Linked DNA regions of Mus musculus: region 1 is linked to region 2. A link is a loop called in an ENCODE intact Hi-C map of the cell type or tissue named here. Cell type or tissue: left cerebral cortex. All regions are shown on one strand.

Evidence for each region. Hi-C counts contacts between places; a loop is a spot of excess contacts. Peaks named below come from ENCODE experiments on the same cell type or tissue, not always from the same donor. Only the 100,000 strongest peaks of a DNase experiment are listed, where the experiment ranks them.
Region 1: a loop joins it to region 2, with 4 times the contacts of the local background. A loop is called at or near these places in 3 of 42 quality-filtered maps.

What each region holds. Positions count from the first base shown.
Region 1 is chr1:94,135,362-94,143,361 of GRCm38, forward strand. No RefSeq gene overlaps it. Among named protein-coding and RNA genes, the nearest start is that of Pdcd1, 87 kb to the left of the region's middle. In left cerebral cortex, a CTCF peak has its summit at 4,279 (motif pointing right); DNase peaks (open chromatin) are centred at 1,572 and 4,334.
Region 2 is chr1:95,309,345-95,317,344 of GRCm38, forward strand. Fam174a (family with sequence similarity 174, member A) reads left to right here and starts at 4,284. Exons shown (of 3, transcript NM_026321.4): 1 at 4,284-4,906. The coding sequence starts at 4,473. In left cerebral cortex, no CTCF peak of the experiment used is centred here; DNase peaks (open chromatin) are centred at 4,246, 4,934, 5,214 and 6,811; H3K4me3 peaks cover 2,667 bases; H3K27ac peaks cover 2,002 bases.

The DNA of each region.
Region 1 (8,000 bases), 1.2 Mb before region 2:
TGTTTGTGTCTGTCTTTTTCATCTGCAGATTCAGTATTCTCTGAGCAGGAGCTGGTAGTGCAATCCATTCCTGGAGCTTAGGCCGGGTAGCAAAAGCTACATGCAACAGCAAAATGTTGTTAGGAGTCATTTTATTACTATGTTCCATGAGCAGAACAACAGTATTTTGTTTTCCTCTAAGCTTACAGCCTATCTAGTTTCAGGTCCTTGACCAAGCAGTGTCAGCATGGGTTCCATCTCATTGCCTTTAAATCCAACCAGAGAGTGGTTGGTTACTCCTACAACCTTTGTGCTACTATTGCATCAGCATAGCTTGCAGGCAGATTGCCATATCATGCAATCTAGCTTCCATGGTTCCAGAAAATCCTATGCAAACTGCCAAGGGAGGGAAGCAATTAAAACATTTTACCAAACTGCAACATCTATGAACAACTAAATTACTAGCATGTCAAGTTATGCATAAAAGTGCAATCAATAAGTGGTGTTCACATCTTGGTGGCTGCCCAATTGGACTTAAGGCCCACTCAACCAGAAAGAAATCATACCTGTTACTGGAAACCTGGCCAGCTTTCTAGGGCTAATGAGGTCTTGGACCTTAGAAAACAATTTACTGCCTCCACTTAATAAGACCAGCATAATTTCTTACTACATTCTTAATTTTATTATGCCCACAGATAAGTGAATGTACTATCCCTAACCAAAGAAGTCTGTCTTTACAGCAAATAGAGGCCATCATAGAAAACTACAATTGGATATCATAAAGGGATCAACAGATTTCGAGAGTACAGTTCCAATGGATAAATCCACTTTACAGTGCCTGCATCTATGGCTCAGAAAATATCATGGAAGGTTGGGAGAAGGGGACATGGAAAGAGTTAGAATACCAGGAACTCTGAGATTTCCTGTAATGGCTGTATATACAAGAACAATGGCAATATCAATGGACATGTTAACATGGAAGGGTCAACACTTCAAGTGGTCCTACGCCTGAACAAAGAACTATACAGGCAACCAATGACTGTTGGGAGAAGGAGAACTAGTTTCTCCTAGCAATGAGCCATCGTTGGATGTCCAGTGCAGAGTGGTCAGCCTTGAAGTCATGAACACACAAAGAACCCAAATGAATTCTTCAGGTTTTATTTATATATATTTGTGCATGTACATATATATATATATATAGAGAGAGAGAGTTATATGTATGTAACAATGATCCAAGAATTAGAAGCTATCAGCTCAAGAGTTGGGGTGCAAGGGGGTTCAAAGCATAGCTGAGAGGGGCTGGAGGGAGGAAAGATGGAGGGTAAGTGATATTTTATTTCAATTAAAACATATTCAGAAAGTATTACTGAGTTTAGTATGCTGTGGGATTTATACTGTTTCCAGAATTTGGCACTTTGTATACAGCATTTGCAGTGCATATCTCATAAGCCAGCGACTTTGTTTTCTTGAAACCGGAGAACAATTTTTTTAGAGTTTAAAAGAAAATCTTCAGGACAGGCGAGCTGTATCTCGGTAGCTGCCTGGCCAAGAATGGAACAAAGAAGCAGAGAAAGCCATATTGTTTGAGTTAAGCCTGCATGGAGGCCGGCCATATGGCGGTAGGCAGCCACATGGCAGGAAGACAAAGCAAGGAAACCCAGAGCTCTTGAAAATGCAAACTTAGGTTCAGGACAGCACCCAAGAGAGAGACAAAGAAAAGAAAAAGGAAATATTGCACCCGAAAGGTAAAGGTAGGCAGAGTCAACAGAAGTTCATCATGGCGTCCAGGGACTGTGAGGTGTGTCTTTATGAGACTATACCGATCAGAGGTGCAGCTCAGCATTTGGCTAATATGTGCAAATCTGTGGGTTTAGTTTATACCATCACCAAATCCCAAATCAAAACTGAAACCAAAGAAAAGCCAGAGAAGTACAATGATTGTTTTTGTGGGAACACTGTTGTTTTTTCTTTTGTATCAAGTGTCAGAGGCATGTATATTAACTACCACTAGCAAAGATAAATTAGGAAGATAATAAAAATGATAAAAGCAGTCATCATAGCTGTGTACATCTCTCTCTAAGCTGGCATACTATTTGAATATGATTCAGTTTCCTTGTGATGTCTTCATACATGTACCGTGATTATATTCTCTTTCCTAGACACTCTTGTTCCTGTCTCAGATCTTGCTCACTTCCAAAGCAATACCCATTGTCCTTTCCTGTCTTGCTGTAAAATCTAGATTCTACATATGAAAGGATTTAGAGATTTTGTCTTTCTGAGTCCCACTTATTTGCTTAGTATGATGATTTCCAGTTCCATCAGTTTCCCGGAAATTTTGTTCTTCTTTGTGGCTGTATAAACACGTGTGTGTGTGTGGTTGGTTATATATATAGTAGCATATACATATATATATGTGTGTGTATATATGTGTATATATATACATATATATATATGTATATATATATGCTACATTTCCTGTATTATTCATCTGTTAATAGATACAAGTGTTTTGTGGTGTGTTGACTTACGAGTCCTTTGAGTACATACCGAAGAATGGTATTGCTGGAACATGTGGTAGTCTTATTTTTAGTAATTTTAGGAACATCCTTACTGATTGCCATACCAGCAGCACTAGTTTATAGTTTTACTAACAGAGCACAAGAATTACCCTTTACTCGTATCTTCATTAGTGGTTATGAATGCGCCATGGTAAAATCTTAACATAGTTCTTACGACATTTTCCTGAAGTTTAAACTTTTAAATACATTTATTGGCCAATGGTAGGTTGCTTTTTGAACTGTCTTCTTAACACATTTGCTCATTTATTGATCACATGGTGTTTTTGATATTTAATCTGAGTTCTTAGCATAGAACTATCTGGGTGCTAATCCTCCTCTGGAGAATAGCTGGTGAATTTTCTTCCACTGTGTAGCTTTCTCTTCCCCACTCTCTCTTTCCCATCTCACTTGTCTTGGAGAAAGCCATGTTGTGGGTACTCCTCCAGAGAGACTTAGTGTGGAGCAGAAACTCCCTGCCACAGCTCCGGGATTGGGCTTGGAAGCAAATCCGCTAGAGCCAGCTGAGCCTCAGGAAACCGCAGTCTCATGTGACATTGCCTGTAGCCTTGTTTGACACCTGAGCTGGAACTAACTGAAATAAACCACCCCTCACTTGCTCAACCATTCAAACTATGAAATAAAGGTTTAAGTTCCTGAACTTGGGTAAGTTAGGTCACAATCAGTAACTGATGGCTGTGCACGCCAGTCATTTTGAAGGTTAGGAAAGTGAACACTAAGTTGGGGCCAGTGCCTTCGAGGCAGAGTTTAATTAGACACAATGAGGGCTGCTAACTGTAGACCAAGCTGGCCTCGAATTCGGAGATCCACCTGCCTCTGTTTCCCCAGTGGTGGGATTAAATCCCTGAGCCACCATGCAGGGTGTCTTTAATTTTATTTTATCATTTCTAGGGGACGCTAAAGCCAGGCTTTCAAATGATGCAGAGTGAATCAAACAGATACTTTGTAGCTATTGTTTTCTCACAATTCTTCTGGTGGTTTGAAGTCTAGCGCAGGATTAGGGTTAGATACGATTTCTAAGGTCTGTCTCAGCGGTAATCATCTTTAAATTTATGTATTGGGGCCAGGGCACAGAGGAGTAACAAAGGAGTTGCGAGATGGGGTAACCAGTGTGATTACATTCCCAAGCTTCAACATGTTAATTGACATGATAGCTGTATCCAAGTTTTACATGCTTGCCAAAGGCATTTAGGCAAAACTTTGTCTCCCAATGCTAGGTGGAAATAAATCACATAGAAATAACCCTAAATTTCAGAAAAGTGAGGAATATATCACTTTGATTATGCTCATAACATTTCATTCCATGTTTTATTAAGCTCCATGTCCCATGTTTTGAGGAGTTACCTGTATCTTCTATGTATCTGAACCTATCCACACATTTCCATATGCAAATATACAGACATGTATATATGTTAAGGAAAAAATCTAGGCATTTTATCTGAACAAACTTAACTTATTTTTTTAAAAGATTAGTAATATTAAAATGCATTTTTTGCCTAATAGAATTTCTTTCATGCAAGTAAAACAATTATTGTGAGATGTAAAGCTCAAATTGTTGAAAATGTGGCAGGATCAATACAGCTCTAAGAAGCCAATTAAAGGATTCTAAGTAAAAAGGATTAGTTCAGATTAAATAGGTAACCTCATTTCTTCCAGCAACATAAAATAATAATAAAAAAAATCATGCACAGCTGCAAGATTGCCAGCAGAGGTCCTCAGCTCCATAGCCTATAGGGTAAAAAGAAATCTCTGCCAAATGTGTAACAAACTGATTTCTGGCACCCAATTTCCTTACCCCAGACTTCGAATCAAAGCATGCAGTTTTAAATTATTAATGGGAAATGGTTGAAATTAAAAGTGCAATTAGTATAGAGGACAGCGTATGATGTCCTAAAAAACACACAGGTGCAAAAAACAGAGGGAACAACCGTGCAAGGTACAGGCTTAAATTGGTATATATGTATATGTATACATATACGTATGTGTGTGTGTGTGTTTTTCCCCAGAAAAGTTTGCAGGTGAAGGTGAATGCTGATGAAAAGAAAATAGAGCCACATGTACATATACTGTAGGTTTTGGGGTTCTCAGTTTTTTTTTTGCGGGGGGGGGGGGAGGTGTCTCAGTTTGAATAGTTGCTCTGCTGGGAGAAAAATAAAACAAAACAAAGCCCCCAAAGAGATTCATATAGAATTTTCTTTAAACAAATCCTGAAAACTTGAAAAGTGTATTTCTGTAATAAAATGAAGAGGGAAAAACATCATAAATATAATATAACAAACTAGAAGCTATGAACTGGTGACATATTGCCTTTGGATTCACTATCCTCATTCGTAGTTACATATACATACACATGTGTACATTATATATATTTATTTTTATACTTATCATAGTAGTCTTCCCTCCTTCCTTCTCTCTCGTTTCCTTCCTTTTGACTTTTCAAGATAGTGTCTCACTACACAGCCCAGGTTGGCTGCCAAGTCTCTGTCGTTCTTCCTCTGCGTCCTGAGTGCTGGTGGTTACAGGTGAAATGACCGCAACCAGGCTATCATTGTACATTTTCTTAAAAGGAAATTTTAAGGAGACGAGCACCAGAGAAACCTGGGCATTACTTGTTTCCTGGTATTGCATTAGGGCTATTTGACACCACGTGCAAAGAGTTCTAAAGCTCAACTTGGCCAGAAAAATAAATTCAAGTTCTAAGACAATGGCGGAGTCTCTCGGGATTCCACTTTCCTGATCTGCATAACCCCCAGGATGTGGCTGCTCCTCAAGGGAGCTGCCAAGGAGAGTGGAGGGGTGTAAACAAATGACTACATATGGACACACATGCTGGTTAGGATTACCTCTGAGCCAAGAAGCAATGTGTAAGAAGGTGGATTTTCAAGAGTGAATATGTGCAGTCTTGGGGTAAATGAAACAGGATGGCCTTTCTGGATTAGTGTCCTCTTGTCTGTGTTAACTCTTGAGATTGCTTAATTGTATTTTCCTTTCTTTCCCCAACACTTTCTGGTCTTTATCTTTTCTGCCCGTGTTAATAATTGGAAATATTTTTTAGAGCTTCAAAAATATTTATTGTTTATTTATTTGTATGTGTGTTTGCGTGCATGAGTTTATGTGCACCATATGTTGTCAGGAGCCTCAGGAGGGCAGAAGAGGACAGAGGATCCCCTGGAACTAGAATTACAGATGGTAGACAGCATCCTGCTTTGTTCCAAATAATGCTCTTTGTTCCATAATGCTCTTCTGTAAGAGCATTATGCTATAGCCAGTGCTTCTATGAATACTTTAGGAATAACCATCCCTAACCTCTTTTTAGTGTGTTGCCCAAGTTAACATACTTAGGGTAAAAATATTAAATAACATTGCAAGGAATTAGATAGAGCCATAAACACATGTACAAAAGTTAGACCTTAGAGTATTGGGTGAATCAGAGCTTCTATTGCTGTGATAAAATATGACCAAGGAGCTGGAGAAATGGCTCAGAGGTTAAGAGCACTGACTGCTCTTCCTAGAGGTCCTGAGTTCAAATCCCAGCAACCACATGGTGGCTCACAATCATCTGTAATAGGATCTGATGCCCTTTTCTGGTGTGTCTGAAGACAGCAACAGTGTATTCATATACATATAAATAAGTAAATCCTAAAAAACCCAACAACCAACCAACCAACCAAACAAACAAAGGAACATTGGAAAGAAAACTTACAGGTTTTTAAAAAAATATTTTTTGCACTCTTTGACTGAGGGAACTCATGGTAGGAAGTCAATCAGGGTAAAAACCTGTAGACAGGGACTGATGTAGAGGCCAGGAAGGATGACGCCCCAAACTTGTTCAACCTGATTTCTTTTTTTTTTTTTTTCCATTTTTTATTAGGTATTTAACTCATTTACATTTCCAATGCTATACCAAAAGTCCCCCATATCCACCCACCCCCACTCCCCTGCCCACCCACTCCCCCTTTTTGGCCCTGGAATTCCCCTGTACTGGGGCATATAAAGTTTGCAAGTCCAATGGGCCTCTCTTTCCAGTGATGGCCGACTAGGCCATCTTTTGATATATATGCAGCTAGAGTCAAGAGCTCCGGGGTACTGGTTAGCTCATAATGTTGTTCCACCTATAGGGTTGCAGATCCCTTTAGCTCCTTGGCTACTTTCTCTAGCTCCTCCATTGGGAGCCCTATGATCCATCCATTAGCTGACTGTGAGCATCCACTTCTGTGTTTGCTGGGCCCCGGCATAGTCTCACAAGAGACAGCTACATCTGCGTCCTTTCAATAAAATCTTGCTAGTGTATGCAATGGTGTCAGCGTTTGGATGCTGATTATGGGGTGGATCCCTGGCTATGGCAGTCTCTACATGGTCCATCCTTTCATCTCAGCTCCAAACTCCGTCTCTGTAACTCCTTCCATGGGTGTTTTGTTCCCAAATCTAAGGAGGGGCATAGTGTCCACACTTCAGTCTTCATTCTCCTTGAGTTTCATGTGTTTAGCAAATTATATCTTATATCTTGGGTATCCTAGGTTTGGGGCTAATATCCACTTATCAGTGAATACATATTGTGTGAGTTTCTTTGTGAATGTGTTACCTCACTCAGGATGATGCCCTCCAGGTCCATCCATTTGGCTAGGAATTTCATAAATTCATTCTTTTTAATAGCTGAGTAGTACTCCATTGTGTAGATGTACCACATTTTCTGTATCCATTCCTCTGTTGAGGGGCATCTAGGTTCTTTCCAGCTTCTGGCTATTATAAATAAGGCTGCTATGAACATAGTGGAGCATGTGTCCTTCTTACCTGTTGGGGCATCTTCTGGATATATGCCCAGGAGAGGTATTGCTGGATCCTCCGGTAGTACTATGTCCAGTTTTCTGAGGAACCGCCAGACTGATTTCCAGAGTGGTTGTACAAGCCTGCACTCCCACCAACAATGGAGGAGTGTTCCTCTTTCTCCACATCCTCGCCAGCATCTGCTGTCACCTGAATTTTTGATCTTAGCCATTCTGACTGGTGTGAGGTGGAATCTCAGGGTTGTTTTGATTTGCATTTCCCTGATGATTAAGGATGTTGAACATTTTTTCAAGTGCTTCTCTGCCATTCGTCAACCTGATTTCTTATTCCATCCAGGTCCACTGGCCCAGGAGTAGCACCTCTCACAATTGCCTGGGCCCTTCCATATCAAACACTAATTATGAAAATGCCTTATAGCTGGATCTTATGGAGGTATTTTCTCAGTTGAGCTTCCCTCTTCTCAGATGCCTCCTGTCAAAGTAACTTTTTATTAGACAGATGTAATTGTCATGTAGGAGGCTTACTGCTGAATAAGCTCACCCTTTTTAGTTCTTTCTGAATTATGGCTGACTGGTTCAACTCAGCTGTTCTGGCTCAAACTCTTCTCCAAGATGACTGATTCAAGTTGGTTTCTCTTGGCTTCTGACTGAATTGCTCTGC
Region 2 (8,000 bases):
AGAGTGGGTGGAACTCTGGTGGGGCGTGGGTCCTTTCTCTCTTCCCTGGGCCCTCTTTTTAGTTCCCACAATATACAACTCTGATGTGAGGAGATAAAGATCCTTTCTTCTTTTTCCATTTTTCTAGCACGTTAATCTCTGGCTTTTCTGAAGCTTACATTTACAGCTCTCTCTCTCTCTCTCTCTCTCTCTCTCTCTTGTCATAAATTAACTTTATTTCCATTAAACTCAGTAAATACTTCATGAATGCTGAGCATGTATAAGACATTCTGTTAGGCACAAAAATGTCACCTGTAAATCCATAGTGAGTAGTGATATATGTACCTAAATTCTGTTTTACAAAGCCCAAAGTTGGTAAAAATCTATTAGGCCAAGTAACACTGAAGTATTCTTTTAATTTAACTTTTTATTGATTTTTTGTGAATTTTACATCATACACCCCAATCTTACCTTTTTGTACCCACCCTCTTCCTTTGCAGCATGCACCACCTCACCTCATCCCCCACAAGAAAAATCTCAGAGAGGTAGCTATATCACAATCTATCTACAGTATAACTTTTGTGGACTTCTTTACTAGCAAATGTTCATTGCAAAGACTCCTTGTTCTGTTTCAAAGTCTCTGGTTTCTGCTACACTACCAATACTGGACCCTCATGGGGATCTTGTTGTTTTCCTGTATCATGCAGGTCCTGCCACATTGTATCTGTAGGACCTACACCTTCATATACTCCAACCTTTTATAGATCTGATAGATGTTGAGGTGGGCCAACTCAAAGCTCTAGATCTGAGCCTGCTTGGTACCTGGGTTGTTTACTTCACCAGCACATAACACCAGAGACAGTTCTCTAGCACTGCCCAGGATAGCTCATCCAGTGCCGTAGCCAGCACGAGACAAGGCAGCTTCCCCAGATCTCATGCCCTTGGAGCTGGCCCACCTGAACCTGTCATCAGAGGCAGCTCTATTGTGATGCCAAGGCCTGTTCTCTCAAGTGCTGCAGCAGATGAGGGACTGGGCCAGCTCTCCATCACTCAGACCCTCAGGGCTGGCTTAAATGCAAACTCCCTTGCCTGCAACCAGGGCCAGCTCTAGTACTGCAGCTGGTGAGGAAGGCCATCTTTCCTATGAGGCTAACTCTCCAGTGAGGTTCAGGCAAGAGTTGGGGGCAGCTCTGCACAACTCTGACATCAGCATGGCCCCAGGCACCAGTCCAGAACAGCAGCATCTGCCTGGACTTTGGTCAAAGTGTCAGACACAGAGATAATTAATGCCCCCCTTCTCTCATATAGCAAACACACACACACACACACACACACACACACACCATTGTTAAAATATTAAAAATTTAAAATGTTTTAAAAAAAGACAGTATGAATATGTGACATTTCCATCAGGTACAGTAGTAATACATGATCAGTAAAGTTAAACCTAACCACTAATGGACAAGCATGGAGATTTTGACATTGGAGAATAATTAGTAATTTTTTTCCTATGGATGATTTAACTGGCAATGGAATGCCTGTTAATACCAAGTTTATTTTTTCTCTACTGACATAGCTGTGTTGGAGACCCAAGCATGTCCTTTTTAATGCTGAACTCTAGAGGTTCTTCAAAAACTAGGTACATTCATATCAACTGTAACAGTTATCACTGAACAAGAACAATCAACAGCATCAGTTGAGATTTATTTTTTAGGTTAATATTTATTTTCCTCATTAGACAAAAACAAACAAACAAACATATTGTTCCTCTCTATGTCTGTTCTCTACTACCCTTCTACTTGATACTACCCTTGAAAAGAATATGATAACTTCAGTACTCTGATCCTGGAAGAATATAAGAAGTTACCAGGTATAAATGAATTAAACAGGCAGCCTAGAACCAAGTACAGACAGGTTTAGGCTGAGATAGCTGACAAGACTTTAATCACTCATGTATGAAAGAGAAATGTTTACTTGGTTTATGCCACAATGATTTTACGGTGACTGGTTATTGCCTATTATCCTAGAAATAGCAGATTGAGACAATAAGCTAGAATTGGGCAAACATAATAATAAAGCAGTAAATAATCTGTTTGCTGGAACCACAAGGGGTCTGTATTTAGCAATACTACTAGACACACCTGTCTTAGCAAAATTATCTTCTATCTCAGTTTTCTTAGTTGTAAATTAAGAATAATAATGGTGTATTTTTGGTAAAACAAGGTAATATACCTTAAAGCCTGCCCTCACAGTAACATAATACTTTCTCTAATAAGGCCACACCTACTCCAATAAGGCTACACTTCCTAATAATGCTAATCCCTGTGGTCAAGCATTCAAACACATGAGTCTATGGGGTCCAAACCTATTCAAACCACCACGCTTACTTTGACTCTGCCTTTGATCGTTTTATAGTTCATCCAGCACCAATAGTGACAAAGAAAAAAAATTCAACAAGGAAAGGTAAATACAGAGGAAGCTACTGTGCCCAATATTGCAAAAACTGGGGACAACACAGAAGACTCTCTCCTGGTGGCTCAAAAAGTGACCTCAACCATCTATTAAAACAAAACAAAACAAAACAAAACAAACAAAACAAACAAAACAAAACAAAACAAAACAAAAAAACAGGTGTTACAAGAATGTCTATACTGACTACAGCAGACCTGTGGGCAAATGACAGTGTATCTGCACAAATTATAGCACAACACCTATTGAGAATGAAGAACTATGTTTGTATCAACCAGAGATCTCTTGTTGGCCAAGAGGTTGTTATGGAGGCTTTTTTGACCCCTCGGGAAAATACTATAGAGTCAATTACATTATAATTAAAAGATGCATTGATTATCTGCTAGCAGGGCAATAGTCTTAAAGCCCAAGCTCATGCATGTTGTGAGGAGTGGTATGGGGAAAGGCTTTTTAAAGACAAAACCACAAGATCTTCAATATTTATGCAAATAACCAAATACTGGTCTTTTCTGCCAAGCTTACGTGGGCAAGGCCAAACAATCTTTGGGTATCTGCATAAGTAAATTACACAATTAAAAAAGCAGCTAGTCATATCATAATGCCATGGCTGTGCATTTCTGTATGTGGTCACTGAGTCCAGGTTACTGGGAGCTTATCTTCAAGGGACTGGAGTCAGAGACAAATGGCTAATGGGTACCAAGTTGGATGCTTAGCATAAAATGAAGTTTTGTTAACCCTCACAAGGGAAATACTTCAGCTCTTGTTTGAAAATGCCTGCAAAATTAAGTAGAATTCACAGATACCTGTCTTGTGACGTTCTGCATTTTAAGATTGGAACAGGCTGTCTAGAACATGTCTTCAGCTGTGATTTTAGAGGTCCTCTATAGCTACTGCAGTGTCTTCAGGGTAATCCTAATAGTTTCCAGGACATGGACTAAATTGCAGTTCCAGACCCTTAAACAGCTGACTCTTGACAGATGTCTGAGAAAGCCTTTTAAAAAATCTGTTTATAATAGACTGAAAGAAAGCTCAAGAAAGAACTAATCATATTTATACACAACCCATGCTCCAATGCCCCAGGCAGGTGTCTGGTTTTTCTCAGTGTTACTTGATGGAAATCTTAGATAAAGGCAACATTATTCAAATGTAAGAGAACTAAATTTGGAGTTCAAGTTCTGTAAAGTAAACTAGAGTAGGCAGATCACAGCCCCAGGTATTTGCTAAGGTAATATACAAACTTTCTCTCTTCCATAAGTTCAGGGATAGTTTTGCAGCTTGAGGCAGCCCATAGCAAAAACTAGTTAACAGGGGCACAATTTTCTTGTTGGTTTTATTTCAAAAGGATGACTGTAGGTCTCTGGAAATTGACAAGAGAGGTTTTTACAAATATTTACACTTTAAAGGGGGAAAACCTGAATAAACAACTTTACATTTTCCAAAGAAAGGGATTCCAAGAATAGTCGATACCCTTACAGCTAGAAAAAGCTCTCTTTAAAGTTTGTGATCCTCCTGAGGGAACTGAGAGGAAGTGTTTACTGATTAGATGTAGTTATGAAGTTTGACATCAAGGAAATTAAATCGAGTTTCCTATTGCTCCCGTTTCCCCACTTGGAAAGAACTGTAGGCATAACTGTTCATCTTGTTCAGGTTACCCACTCTGGCCCAAGCCTTTTCACTATTAGGAACACTCCTGAAACATGGAAAACCTAGTTGGGACCTCTCAGAGCGTCCCACAGCTACGCGTGCGCAATAGGCTCGAACCTCTGACGTCACTGAGCGCAGCCCGCCCCTACATATTAGCAACCGGAGGCGTCCGTAGCAGCAGTGGCTGCGGGGATGTACGAACTTCCGGTTGTCCCGGCAGGCTGCTGCCGCCGCCGCCGCCGAAGCCACCCGGCGCAGTCTCAGCCACCCGCTCTCCTCCGGAGAGTCGGCTCTGCGGTTCCGGCGCGCCCATGGTCGGCGCTGCGGACCGGGAGGCCGGCCCGGCGGCTGCGGCGTGCTGAGAGGCCGGCGTGGAGACCATGCCGACCCCGCGCGGCTGCTCCGGGCCTTGCCACTTCCTGGCTCCGGCCTTCGTGTTGTTGTTGCTGCCCGCTCTGAGCGGGTCCGGGGCGGTACCGTCGATGGTGGTCAGGGAGGTGCAGGAGTCCAAGTCTCCCAAGCCCGGGCCGCACACGCTGTCGCCGCTTCCTCCGGGCCCCACCGCGGCCCAGCCTCGGGGCCAAGCTCAGTCTGATGCTGCCGGGCTGCCAGGCGCGGAGAGCCGCAATGACAGCATCCCCGGGGCGGGGTCTGAGGCGGACGGCCTCGAAGGGAAGGCCGGAGAAGGTTCCCAGGGTGGCAGCCTGGCCGTGAGTCCCAGTCCTGGCGACAAACCCATGACCCAGCGGGCCCTGACCGTGTTGGTGGTGGTGAGCGCCGCGGTGCTGGTGTACTTCGTGGTCAGGACCGTCAGGTGAGGCACAGCCTCGATGGGCACCCCCTTGCAGCCTAGACCTGGCTGACAGGTGACCTGCTCCGTGAAGCAGGGACAATGTCTGTGACCTGGGCTTGACTTAACCCCTGCCCCCGCCCCAGCGTCAGGAACTGGAATCTAAGACCATCTGGTTGGCTGTCTTAATGGCCTGTGCTGCCTTAGCTGGTGACACAAGCTGTTGCCTTTCCTTTAGAAATCAGTAGCCTAACCTCAGCATCTTGCTCTCTGAGGCTTGCCTCTGCCTTCACAGACCCTGAAGTAGAAGTGCTCTTCCATCCCCAGGAATTTTGATTACAGTGCGGTGAAATACTTCTCTCACTACTCTGCAGTTGGTGTAACTAACACGTTTTGCCTGTTAGAATGCACTCCTATTTCTGAGGCAGGGTACCATAAAAGTAGCGCACAAAGTCCTGATTGGATGTTTCACTTTTGCAAAACTTGCCAATTATGTTTCTTAGATGGTGCCCTTAATCTATCCCAAAGTTAAATTGTCCTCAATTAATTGGGCGCCACATCTCTGGAGAGGTGTCACATAGAGGAAGACCCCCAAGCAGAAGGGGCTAGCTAGCCAAGAGAACAACTGTGGTTTCCCTTTCCCTAAAATGAGAGCAGATGGTATTTTGTGAGATCTGTACTGGTTTGTTTATTTCCTGTTTTCCAAATTACTTCACACTTTCCCATAACTACACACTACCGTTACTTAATGTCCTTAAATCCTCAAAACGAAATGTGGATTTTTAAAAAATAAGTACTTGTAAATGGAAAGCCAACATGGCGTGTCTTAAGTGGTTGATTAAAATGGTACGGTGTTTCTGTGTCGCCCAAACAATCTTATGGAATCTGTTTTTTTTACAAGTCTTCCTTAGCTCCTACTTTACATCTGTTTTCCAAATAACACATTCTCTTACAAGTGTATGAAATACAAAATATTTACTGGTAAGGCTTGAAATTCTACATTGGAACTGATATCAAGAAAATATGTCTTGTCACATTTTAGTGTTGTATATATTCTTAAAAAGAATCAGAAAAGGGTATTAAAGTGCACCCTTTTCCAAGTTGATATGTTTTTGAGGGTGGATTTTCTTTGTATCCATTAACCAAATTTTACAAATGATTTGATGCAGGCACAAATTTGAAAATCTAGGGTCCCCCCCCTTTTTTATTTTTTTGTACTCGGTTTAGGCCAAATGTTAAATAGATTTTGAAGGAAAAAAAGTCACTTTTTACTAGTTTTGGTTTTATGAACAGTTAACTTAAGATTACATTTTTAAAGCAAGTGTTCAATTTGTTCAGAGTTCATTGATGCTAGGTTAGAATCCACAGTTCTAAGCATATAAAGGAATGCAAGGCATTTGAAAGCCCCTCACATAAGCAGTATCACTGAGCTGGAGGCTGTTGATTTAGAAAGTTCAGAAAATCCACACCCACTTTGTCACTGGGGAGTTAGATAATGCTCAGAAGTTATTAAAAGCTCATGACCACCAAAGTGAGACTTCTTGATGATTAGAAATCTTAAAAGAAACTTAAATCATTTTTACTATGCAGTTTTTAATGTAATACTGTACGTAGTGCCTATAAGGACCATATCATTCCTGGTACATAGAAAGCACAGTTATACTGATCGTTTTCTCCATATGCTTCTTGGTTTTGGTATTTTATTTTTATTCCTCCTTATTTGGAATCTTTTATATAAACAGTTGCTGCTGTTGCTTTTCTGTGTTCATTTCCTTACAACTTGAAAGAACTCAGCCTTTTCTGATTCTCTGGGATAATTCCGTATCCTGTTGTATGAGAAGCACCAGATTTAGAACTGTGGCTGATAAAAACTGCACACTCCAGGCAGCATCTCACACGTGGGCGCAGTCCAAGTTCTACATTTAGTTGGCTGTCTAACATCCAAAATGTGATTGGTGCTGACTAAATCTTGGTATATCCAGAACTCGCTCTCTTTACTTCCATATTGTGTTCTTTATCCTCATTATGGTGGTTGCTCATTTTGGCGCCTTTCCCAAAGTATGTGTGACAGAGAACCAGGGCTGCTTACTTGTGCCAAGGGAGTCCATTCCCAGGTCACTTCTGTAACCGATGATGTGGGCTGAAACTGATTATTTTCATTGTAAAATTTTATTATATCAAACTCTATGAGACTTTAAAAATGCTTTGTCTTAATCAAACATGGTATCACAAATATTTGGATAGAAATAACTTATTCTGGTAGTATAGGATTATTCCAAGCAACAGCATTCTTTCTGTAGAGGAACTTGAATACATCACTAGAGTGCTGTAGGAACAAAGTAAACTTCGTACGATGAATACAGCTTCTCTCTGAAAATGGTACTTGTCTGTTCTGTTCTATACTGTATGCCCATTGTTAAACTTTGTAGCTCTGTGCACGGAGTATAGAGCGCATAATGTTGCTTAATGGATGGGCCTTCATTCATGCTTTATGGTGCTGAATAGGTAAGTGGTGAGGATAAACATAAAGGGTGATTGCTACTTGCTGATAGAAAAAGAAATACTCAATTACTATTTAATTTCTTTCTTTGTAGGACTTTCTTCCTATAGTAAACTGTGTAAGGCCAGAAAACAACTATAGACAGTTATTACAATTTCAAGGGTATATGTTGATTATATTAAAAAGTTTCTATTATAAGCTTAGGATTAACTGTTCTCGTCTTAAAGCAAACATTTTTTTTTCCTGCCATGTTGTCCTGTTTATTCATTGTGATGCATCTACTTTGCCTCCTTTGGGAAGTCCCTTGACTTCTCCGGTCACAGCACTGTATGGAATAGAGAGAAAGAATCCTTTGAAGTGGTGGCAGTAGGCATCAAATTTAGCATCGATTCAGCTATTCAGCCAGTCAATATTTATTCAGCTGCCCACACTGGGCAATCACAGTATCATTTTGAAATAAATCAGCATTACTGCCCCCATGGCACTCACAGCCTGGAATAGCACAGGGACATTCATCAAACAGTTCACAGATAATTAAACAGTGCCGTCCCCACCCCCACTCACTCTCTTCCTCATTGATGGCGGATCGTTTACCTTTCCACCTTGGCTTCTTTGGAT